Regions from separate parts of the Homo sapiens genome. Here region 1 is linked to region 2. Evidence: chromatin loops called from intact Hi-C (ENCODE). Cell type or tissue: Calu3. All regions are shown on one strand. Each heading gives the region's core, and the rest is flanking DNA. Links, peaks and the distances in the headings are about the cores only.

The links. Peaks named below come from ENCODE experiments on the same cell type or tissue, not always from the same donor. Only the 100,000 strongest peaks of a DNase experiment are listed, where the experiment ranks them.
Region 1: it touches region 2 in a loop (3-fold over the local background); 1 of 110 quality-filtered maps calls a loop at or near these places.

What each region holds. Positions count from the first base shown.
Region 1 is chr6:160,916,815-160,921,204 of GRCh38, reverse strand. The region is part of intron 1 of LOC105378093 (a long non-coding RNA gene); the gene reads left to right. Among named protein-coding and RNA genes, the nearest start is that of MAP3K4, 73 kb to the left of the region's middle. In Calu3, for the core only: no CTCF peak of the experiment used is centred there; DNase peaks (open chromatin) are centred at 1,244 and 2,694.
Region 2 is chr6:160,788,218-160,792,607 of GRCh38, reverse strand. It overlaps the pseudogene LOC107986665. Among named protein-coding and RNA genes, the nearest start is that of PLG, 88 kb to the right of the region's middle. RefSeq lists enhancers at 2,198-2,707, 2,718-2,767, 2,808-3,327. In Calu3, for the core only: CTCF peaks have their summits at 2,289 and 2,493; DNase peaks (open chromatin) are centred at 1,067, 2,137 and 2,437.

The DNA.
Region 1 (4,390 bases), core at 316-4,315, 130 kb before region 2:
GGATGTTGCTTGTATTGCGTGCTGAAGAGGGCTTTGTGCAGTACTGTGCTGAAGAGGGCTTTGTGTGGTACTGACAACGCCAAGGTTGCAGTGGGATAACCTGCATTTTTCTATCAGCTGAGGGCCTGGTGATAGCTGGGCACAGGAAGATTGTGAGTTATTTGTGCAGGAGGGCTATGGTCCTGGACCATGAAGGAAGGCAGACTTACAGCTCATCTGCTTACTCTTTCTGTTTTCCCTCAGTCCCACCAGCCTGACTCCTTTTGCCTAATTAGGACTCCTCGGAATTCTTCTCCTTTCTCATCCCTCTGGCTGTCTTCTAAGTTTCAACTTGGGTGTCACTTCCTCTGGGAAGTGTCTCCTCACCTCTAAAGACTGTCTCTCTGTGCACAACTATAACAAATGGGACCTGGGCCACTTCACTTTTACAATTCCAGTTTACAGACCTGCATTGCCCCAAACCCATGAGACCAAAAACTCCCTGAGGGCAGAGGGGGCCCCTTATTTACTCTTGATTCCCCAGCACCCAGCACAGCACTAAACACTGTACCCACTGAAATAATATCTGAAGGATGAGCGTTTATAGCAAAAGTGGTTTCCACTGACATTCCCTTCTCTCCTCCCCAGCTATGGATTGCAGCACCCAGGAGCTGGTCAGGCTGCAGGAGGAGAGGAGGAAGGCGAAGTCATTACTCAGGGCCTCTGTTTTGCTGATGTGTGGAGATGGTGGGTCTCCCTTGAATACCTGGGAGGCAGGAGCAGGCATGGACTCCTCCAGTCTCTGGGTTCTGGACTCTGGGGGGCTGCTGCTCTCTGGCACCCATCAGTCCTTAACCATCTGGCCTCCAGCCAGGGAAGGAGTGTGGTGGTGGAGAGGCCTCTCTGTCCCACCCATGTGTCCTCTGAGCTCACGAGAATCAGCCGAAGGCTGAGTTCCACACCCTGAGTTAGAAGTTCTTTTACTGTGGACTCTCCCTGGACATTGGGAATTCTCTTAACTAGTATGGAAGCAGTTACATCATCCTAGGTCCTCCAAAAATAGGCACATGTATCTAAATATAGGCACATATAAATGCAAATACATACATATACACATACATCCAAATACATAATTTTTGTTTTGAAATAATTATAAACACAAGGAGTTATAAATATAGTACTGAGAGGTCCCTGTACCTGTTGCCCCACCTTCCCCAGGCAATATCTTATGTAACTATAGTTCATGATTAAAACCAGGAAGTTGCCATTGGCACAATGTCAGAAACTAGTCCTGAGACCTTGCTCAGATTTCATCATTTTTGTGTGTGCACTCATTTGCTTTTCTGAAAAGATTTAAATGTTTTCTGCATGACTGGTCTCCTCCACATAGTGTGAGATGGGATTTTTTTCTGAATGAGCTGAGAGATCAGTGAATGTGAGAGATGGGAAGGATGATTGGGTGCATCTCTGTTTTATTCATGGTGGGTCTGGAACTTAGGGCAGAAGGACCCTGGTTTCTCCTCTGGTGAGTCCTGGTGCCGCCTCAGTGCAGGCTACTAAGTTATCTGGGACTGAGTATCTTCTTCTCTGCTAATATTTGTCTTAAGCATGTAACACGTCTGATGAGGAGATGGCCAATGAAAATTATTTTTTTCAAAGATGAATAGGTATCTAGACTTTTTCAAGCACAACTCAATTAAAAATATATCACTTCACTGAGCCTCAAATTAGTCAGGGCTCACTTAAAAAGTGTCCTCTAGTGCCAGGCAAAGTGCCTCACACCTGGGATCCCAGCACTTTGGAAGGCTGAGGTGGGAGGATACCTCAAGCCTGGGAGTTCAAGACCAGCCTGGATTACATGGCAAAACACTGTCTCTACAGAAAATAAACACACACACACACACACACACACACACACACACACACACACACACACACACACAGCTGGGTATGGTGGCATGTGCCTGTGGTCCCAGCTATTCTGGAGTCTGAAGTGGGAGGATCACTTGAGCCCAGGAGGTTAAGGCTGCAGTGAGCTGTGTTTGTGCCACTGCACTCCAGCATGGGTGACAAAGACAGCCTGGGTGACAAACACTCCAGCATGGGTGACAAAGACAGCCTGGGTGACAAACACTCCAGCATGGGTGACAAAGACAGCCTGGGTGACAAAGCCAGCCCATCTCCAAAAAAAAAAAAAAAGAGAAAGAAAAAGAAAGTGTCCCCTAGTGGATTACATTTTAACCACTGTGCTAACTGAGCCAGCTATCTCTTTACCAGACATGAGAGCTGATAAGCGTCTCATCACATGGCCCCAGGGACTGATGAACAAAGGCTAATATGTGGAAAAGGGCAACTAAAGAAAGAAGGGCCACCTCCAGGTTAATTAGTACAAGTCTCCTCGCTGATATGCCCTAATACACTGAAACAGCCATAAAAACAATCTGCACATTGGCATTGAGGACACAGATAAACTTGCATAAATCCCTTATGGTGTCAGAGGGATGCTTTGTATGAGTCCTTAATAGATTAATTAATAGGTTAATTAAGTTCTTGCTGTTTTCATTTGGAAATGATACTGTCCTCTTGGGGCTATTCAGAGATGTTCATGGTGATGAAACGAGCTGGCCTGGAATGGCAGTTCCCAGGTAGCAGAGCCTGGGCTTGAGGAAGGTGGAACGTGGGTGTGGCAAGGAGCTGGCAGGTGCAAATGTCAGGCCAGCAATGCAGTCCAGCCTGCACGGACGTGCGTCACCTAGGAAGTTGTGACCTGGCTGCAGTTTCCACTTCAGGTGCGACAGAAGGGTGAACTCCACCTCACCTCCTGGTGAGGTTGACCTTTCCTTGTATTTATGACTCTTTCTTTCTTCTTTCTTCCTTCCTTTCTTTCTTTCTTTCTTTCTTTCTTTCTTTCTTTCTTTCTTTCTTTCTTTCTTTCTTTCTTTCCTTTCTTTCTTCCTTCCTTTCTTTCTCTTCTTTCTTCCTTCCTTTCTTCTTTCTTTCTCTTCTTTCTTTCTTTCTTCTTTCTTTCTTTCTCTCTCCTTCCTTCCTTCATTCCTTCCTTTCTTCATCTTTCTTTTCTTCTCTTTCTTTCTTTCTCTCTCTCTCTCCTTCCTTCCTTCCTTCTTTCTTTTTTTCCAGGTCTTGCTCTGTCACTCAGGCTGTAGTGCAGTGGCACAATTTTGGCTCACTGCAACCTCCATCTCCTAGGTTCAAGTGATTCTCTTGCCTCAGCCTCCTGCGTAGCTGGGATTACAGGTGTGTGCCACCATACCTGGCTAATTTTTGTATTTTAATAGAGATGGGGTTTTGTCATGTTGGCCAGGCTGGTCTCAAACTCCTGACCTGAGGTGATCTATCTGTCTCCGCCTCCCAAAGTGCTGGGATTACAGGCATGAGCCTCCACGCCCAGCAGTGTTTATGACTTTCTTTGTAAATACTTGCAAGGAATGTACCATTTTAATGTTGTAAGAGACATCCATTCTTTCATAACAGGACCTCAGTGAATCTTGATTGCAGGCCTCATGCTGGGCAGAGCTAAGGAAATTCAATTTGTCTCCAATCTTATTTGAATATTCTTATGCCTCCTACAAGTGCAGCAGCAGAATCTCCACAAATCTGGTGCGTGAAAGTTTCCTGTAGTTTCTTTAGGGTAGAGAGGCTGGGGAAGGGTAGAGACTGATTTGTACTTTTTAGATGTATAGTTGATCCTTGAACAACACAGATCTGAAATGTTTTGGAGTTTTGTTGCAATTTGAAAAATACTCAAAGACAAACCATGTAGCTAGACATATTGAAAAAATAAAGAGAAAGTTATGTATGTCATGAATGCATAAAGTGTATTTAGATACTTAGTCTATCATTTACTACCATTAAATATACACAAAACTATTACAAAAAGTTAAAAGTAATCAAAACTTATGCACACACTCACAGATCATACGCTGTGCTATTCTCAGTCGAGAGAAGTGTAAACAAACATAAAGATGAAGGATTAAATTGTAACTGCATTGGCTGGGTACAGTGGCTTACGCCTGTAATCCCAGCACTTTGAGGGGCTGAGGCAGGTGGATCACTTGAGGTCAGGTGCTTGAGACCAGCATAGCCAACATGGTGAAACCCCATCTCTACTAAAAATACAAACATTTGCTGGACGTGGTGATAAGTGCTTGTAATCCCAGCTACTCCAGAGGTTGAGGCAGGAGAATTGCTTGAACCCAGGAGGCAGAGGTTGCAGTGAGCTGAGATTGCGCCACTATACTCCAGCCTGGGCGACAGAGCTGGACTCTGTCTAAAAAAAAAAAAAAAAAAATTGTAACTGCATAAACTTAACCATAGTGCACACTGCACCTCTGTAATAATTTCGTAGCCTCCTCCTGTTGCTGTTGCAATGAGCTCAGGTGTTGCGAGTATC
Region 2 (4,390 bases), core at 236-4,235:
TTTAGATCTCTTATTTTTACAATAGACACCCTAGCTTTATTAGATGTAGGAGCAACTGTTGTGGGATCTAGATCTGAGGCTACCGAAGAAGGGGAAGATGGCGGAATAATATATATTTTTAAAATACCTGGGGTCGGGGAGTCTTTTCTATTTATGTCAATTCTTATACCATAGAAGTGACTAAGGGCAGGTCTAGAGTTAGTTAAGGTGGAAGGGGTGATAAAGAGAAGGACAGGGTTATATAGATAAGGCTGACAGTTAGAAGGGGTAGTCCTTTTAGTGAAATAGATGAGGGGTTTTAGATCTGCAGAAACCTTTTCGTGGAAATCCAGCTTTGCTCCTGGGTAGTTTAAGGGATGTAGTCCCATTTACTACAAGGTTGCCAGGCGGTAGGAGCAGAAGATCAGCGTCTTGGCTGCAGGTCATTACAACAATGAGTGCTAGGGGTAACTGTGTCAACTAGAGTGCTGGGGCATAAATATTTGTGTGAAAAGGCTAGTTGTTGTTGATCTTTTACATTTCCTCAAGGTATGACAGAGCAAGTATTAAAGGCAATAGGTGAGTCAGACTTAGGTGAGTCAGACTTAGTTATATTATTAATAAAGGAGCTAGTAACAGAATAAGGAAAGGAAAGGAAGAAATATAGAACGTATATGAAAATTAATCTTTCTTTAACGTTAACTTAGTAGGGCTTGATCTTAGTACAGTAACCCATGATTCTGAGAGGAAGATGTTTTCTTGACTTGAGTATGGTGGGTCCAATTTTTTTTTTTTCTCAGCTGTGCAGATGGCAGTCTCAGTGGTTAACAGCATAAAATAGGGTTCTTCCCAGGCTGGCTTGAGTTTCTTCTTTCTAGCTTTTGATGAGGACGTGGTTTGCAGGCTGGTGCTGATGTACGGGAAATTCTAGGGGTGGTACCTGTGCTGAAAGACTTCTAGTTTCGAGGGAAGGGAAAGTGGAAGATAAATTAAGTATATAATTTCTGCTGCATATACTGGGGCTTGAGGCCTCATGGTGATGCCTACTGCTCCATTCCTGCTCAGCACCACCCAGGGGACTCTGTGGCCCTGCCCCGTCTTAATGTCTTGGCCTTCTTGTGGCCTTTACCGCCCCTGCGCATTGTGGCCTTGGGGATGAGGGGCCTTGTGACTTACCTGGCTGCCTTCAGGCCTTAAGAAAGCTAAACACCATTTTATGTTTGGCAATGTTTTTGTATGATTTTATACTAGATAAGTTAAATTTTACCTTTATATTAATGTGCTATTAATGTTAAACTTAATTATAATAAAATCTTGTAGACATTATCCAGTTTTAATGTCTGACTATAAGGTAAAACTTTTATAGACTTTTTTTAACTTTTTGTAATTTTTGTTAAAGAGCAGTTTAGTGCTTTAAGAAAAATATATTGTGCTTTTATTTTAATGTCCAGTTCACAGAAAAACTGGATGATACCCATTTAACTTTAGCCAATATGTTTACACACAGAATTTCCTTTACAATTAACATTTTAAAACTTGCTTAAACCTTTAAAACAAAATTTTTTTTAAACTTTAATGTAGGTAAAAATCCATATTCTTATGCCTCCTTATAATCCTGTTATTAAAAGTATATTTTATTTTTCTTACATACCTTGTACATAAACTATTTTTTAATAATTTATATTCAGGAGGTGTAATTACTTTTAAATTATACAATATTTCTTGCATAAATTCCCTTTTATAGTTTTTCTTATGACTTTCACAGACAATCTTCAACATGTCTTAACTTTCTGCATTCTTTTTACACTATTTCTTTTCCTAGTTTCACCCTCTGTGTCTTTCTTTGATTTCTGTCTCTTCTGGTTTCTCTCTTACTTACTCTTTCCCTCTATTTCTCTCTCTCTCATTTGCACTCTATTTTCCTCTCTCTCTCTGTCATCCCGTTTCCCTTTCTTCTCCCAATTTCTATGGGCCCTGCCCCCGTGCACACACTGCCTTCTGTTTCTCTCTCTCTTTTTTTTTTCCCAATTCCCCTTTTTACTTTCTTTCCTTTCTTCTTACACTTAGTTTCTCGTGCTGGGTGCAAATTGCAAGAATTATGCCCATTCACCTCCTCTGCTCTCCTCCAGGTGCCTGTCCCCACCATCTTTTTCACATAGAGCTGGGCTGGGGAGAGATACTTAACCCTTGGTGTGCCTGCCTGGCTGTTTGGCTCTGTGCTTGCTGTTTTTGCTTTCTTTCTCTCTGACTTCCTCTCCTAGTTTCTTTTTCTTCTCTGCTGGTCTTTCCTTTGTCTCTGCCAGCCACCTATGCTGCTGTTTTCCCCTTTCCTTCCCCTTCCCCTTCCCCTAGGGGAAGGACTGGTGGGAGTGGAGCTACTCTTTCTTAACCCAAGAAGAAAGGAAAGGGGGCTTCTGAATATTTTTCTTACTACAGGAGTTTTGTGTGAGGTTCGACGCCCCCTCGTGGGGATTTCTCACCTCTTTCTGAGGTTCAACTCCCCCTCTGGGGATTTCTCACCTCTTTCTGAGGTTCAACTCCCCTCATGGGGATTTCTCACCTCTTCCTGAGGTTCAACCACCCCGCTGCCCAGGGATTTCTCACCTCTTTCTGAGGTTCAACCCCCCCTCATGGGGATTTCTCACCTCTTTCTGAGGTTCAACCCCCAACCTGGGGATTTCTCACCTCTTTCTGAGGTTCAACTCCCCTCATGGGGATTTCTCACCTCTTTCTGAGGTTCAACCACCCCGCTGCCCAGGGATTTCTCACCTCTTTCTGAGGTTCAACCAACCCCCTGCCCGGGGATTTCTCACCTCTTTCTGAGGTTTAACCCCCACCCCCAGGATTTCTCACCACTTTCTGAGGTTCAACCACCCCCCTAACCTGGGGATTTTTCACCTCTTTCTGAGGTTCAACCCCACTAGGGATTTCTCACTTCTTTCTGAGGTTCAACCCCTGCTGGGGATTTCTCATCTCTTTCTGAGGTTTAACTCCCCCTGGGGATTTCTCACCTATTTCTGAGGTTCACCCCCACCCCCGGGGATTTCTCACCTGTTTCTGAGGTTCAACTCCCCTCATGGGGATTTCTCACCTCTTTCTGAGGTTTAACCCCCACCCTGGGGATTTCTCACCTCTTTCGGAGGTTTAACCCCCGCCCCGGGGATTTCTCACCTCTTTCTGAGGTTCAACCTCCAACCCCCAGGGATTTCTCACATGTTTCTGAGGTTCAACACCCTCTGGGGATTTCTCACCTGTTTCTGAGGTTCAACTCCCCCTAGGGATTTCTCACCTCTTTCTGAGGTTTAACCCCCGTACCAGGGATTTCTCACCTCTTTCTGAGGTTTAACCCCCCCCCCCGCCCCCGGGGATTTCTCACCTCTTTCTGAGATTCAACCCCCACCCCCCGGGGATTTCTCACCTTTTCTGAGGTTCAACCCCCGCCCCCCTCCCCAGGGCTTTCTCACCTCTTTCTGAGGTTCAACCCCCACCCTGGGTATTTCTCACCTCTCTCTGAGGTTTAACCCCCCTCATGGGGATTTCTCACCTCTTTCTAACCTCCAAGACATCCTGACTAAGGAATACTTTACCACCCCTGCAGTTTCTCTCTCCTTGGTATGTCCTAACCAAGGAATGCTTTACCATCTGACCATCAAGGAAATACTTTACCAGCTCCTGCGGCTTCTCCTTCCTTGGTCTGTGCACAGAGTTGTCGCTGCAGTATGTGAAGATCCTTTAAGCTAGATTGCTGGCCAGTTTCTTTTTTATTTTTTTGCATTGCTGAGAGTCCGGGTTTATTCACCACACTGGGTGGGTCTCAATTTCTCATCCCTGAGGCACCTTCAATGAGGTAGGGGAGCATGCTCCCTCATGAGAGAGGACTGGAGACCACCCCTAGAGGAGAATGTATCCCTGTACGGATTGACACCAAATTGTTTGAAATGCTTGTTCCCCAGTGCCATAAAGAAATAGCACTTGAACATAAATTTATTTAGTAAGGCCATTTTTACTTCCTGCAGAAAGGGTACACTCACCAGCAGTTTTGCCATGAGAGTTCACCAAACAAAGGAGACAGGGTCATTTATAACCTGACATGTCCACCCTACTGCTGTGTCTGGTTTCTATTGGCTGGAATGGGACCTCACATTCTGTATTTGTCCCGATTGGCTAACAACTTAGAACTTTTTAAAAGAGGCAAAGGTAGAGGAAAACAAAGGAAGGAGGAAGTAACTTGTGGAATGCTGAGAAAGGTAAAAATACTTTTAAATAAGGAAGAGGAACTGGCTATGACCTAATGCTTGCTTGGATCAGTATAAGCATGTCAGGGCAAATATTTAGTCTAAATTGTGGGAGCTAAGAACACAAAGTACATTGATTTCTTTATTACGGCTAGCAGATATTTAAGAATGTTAGT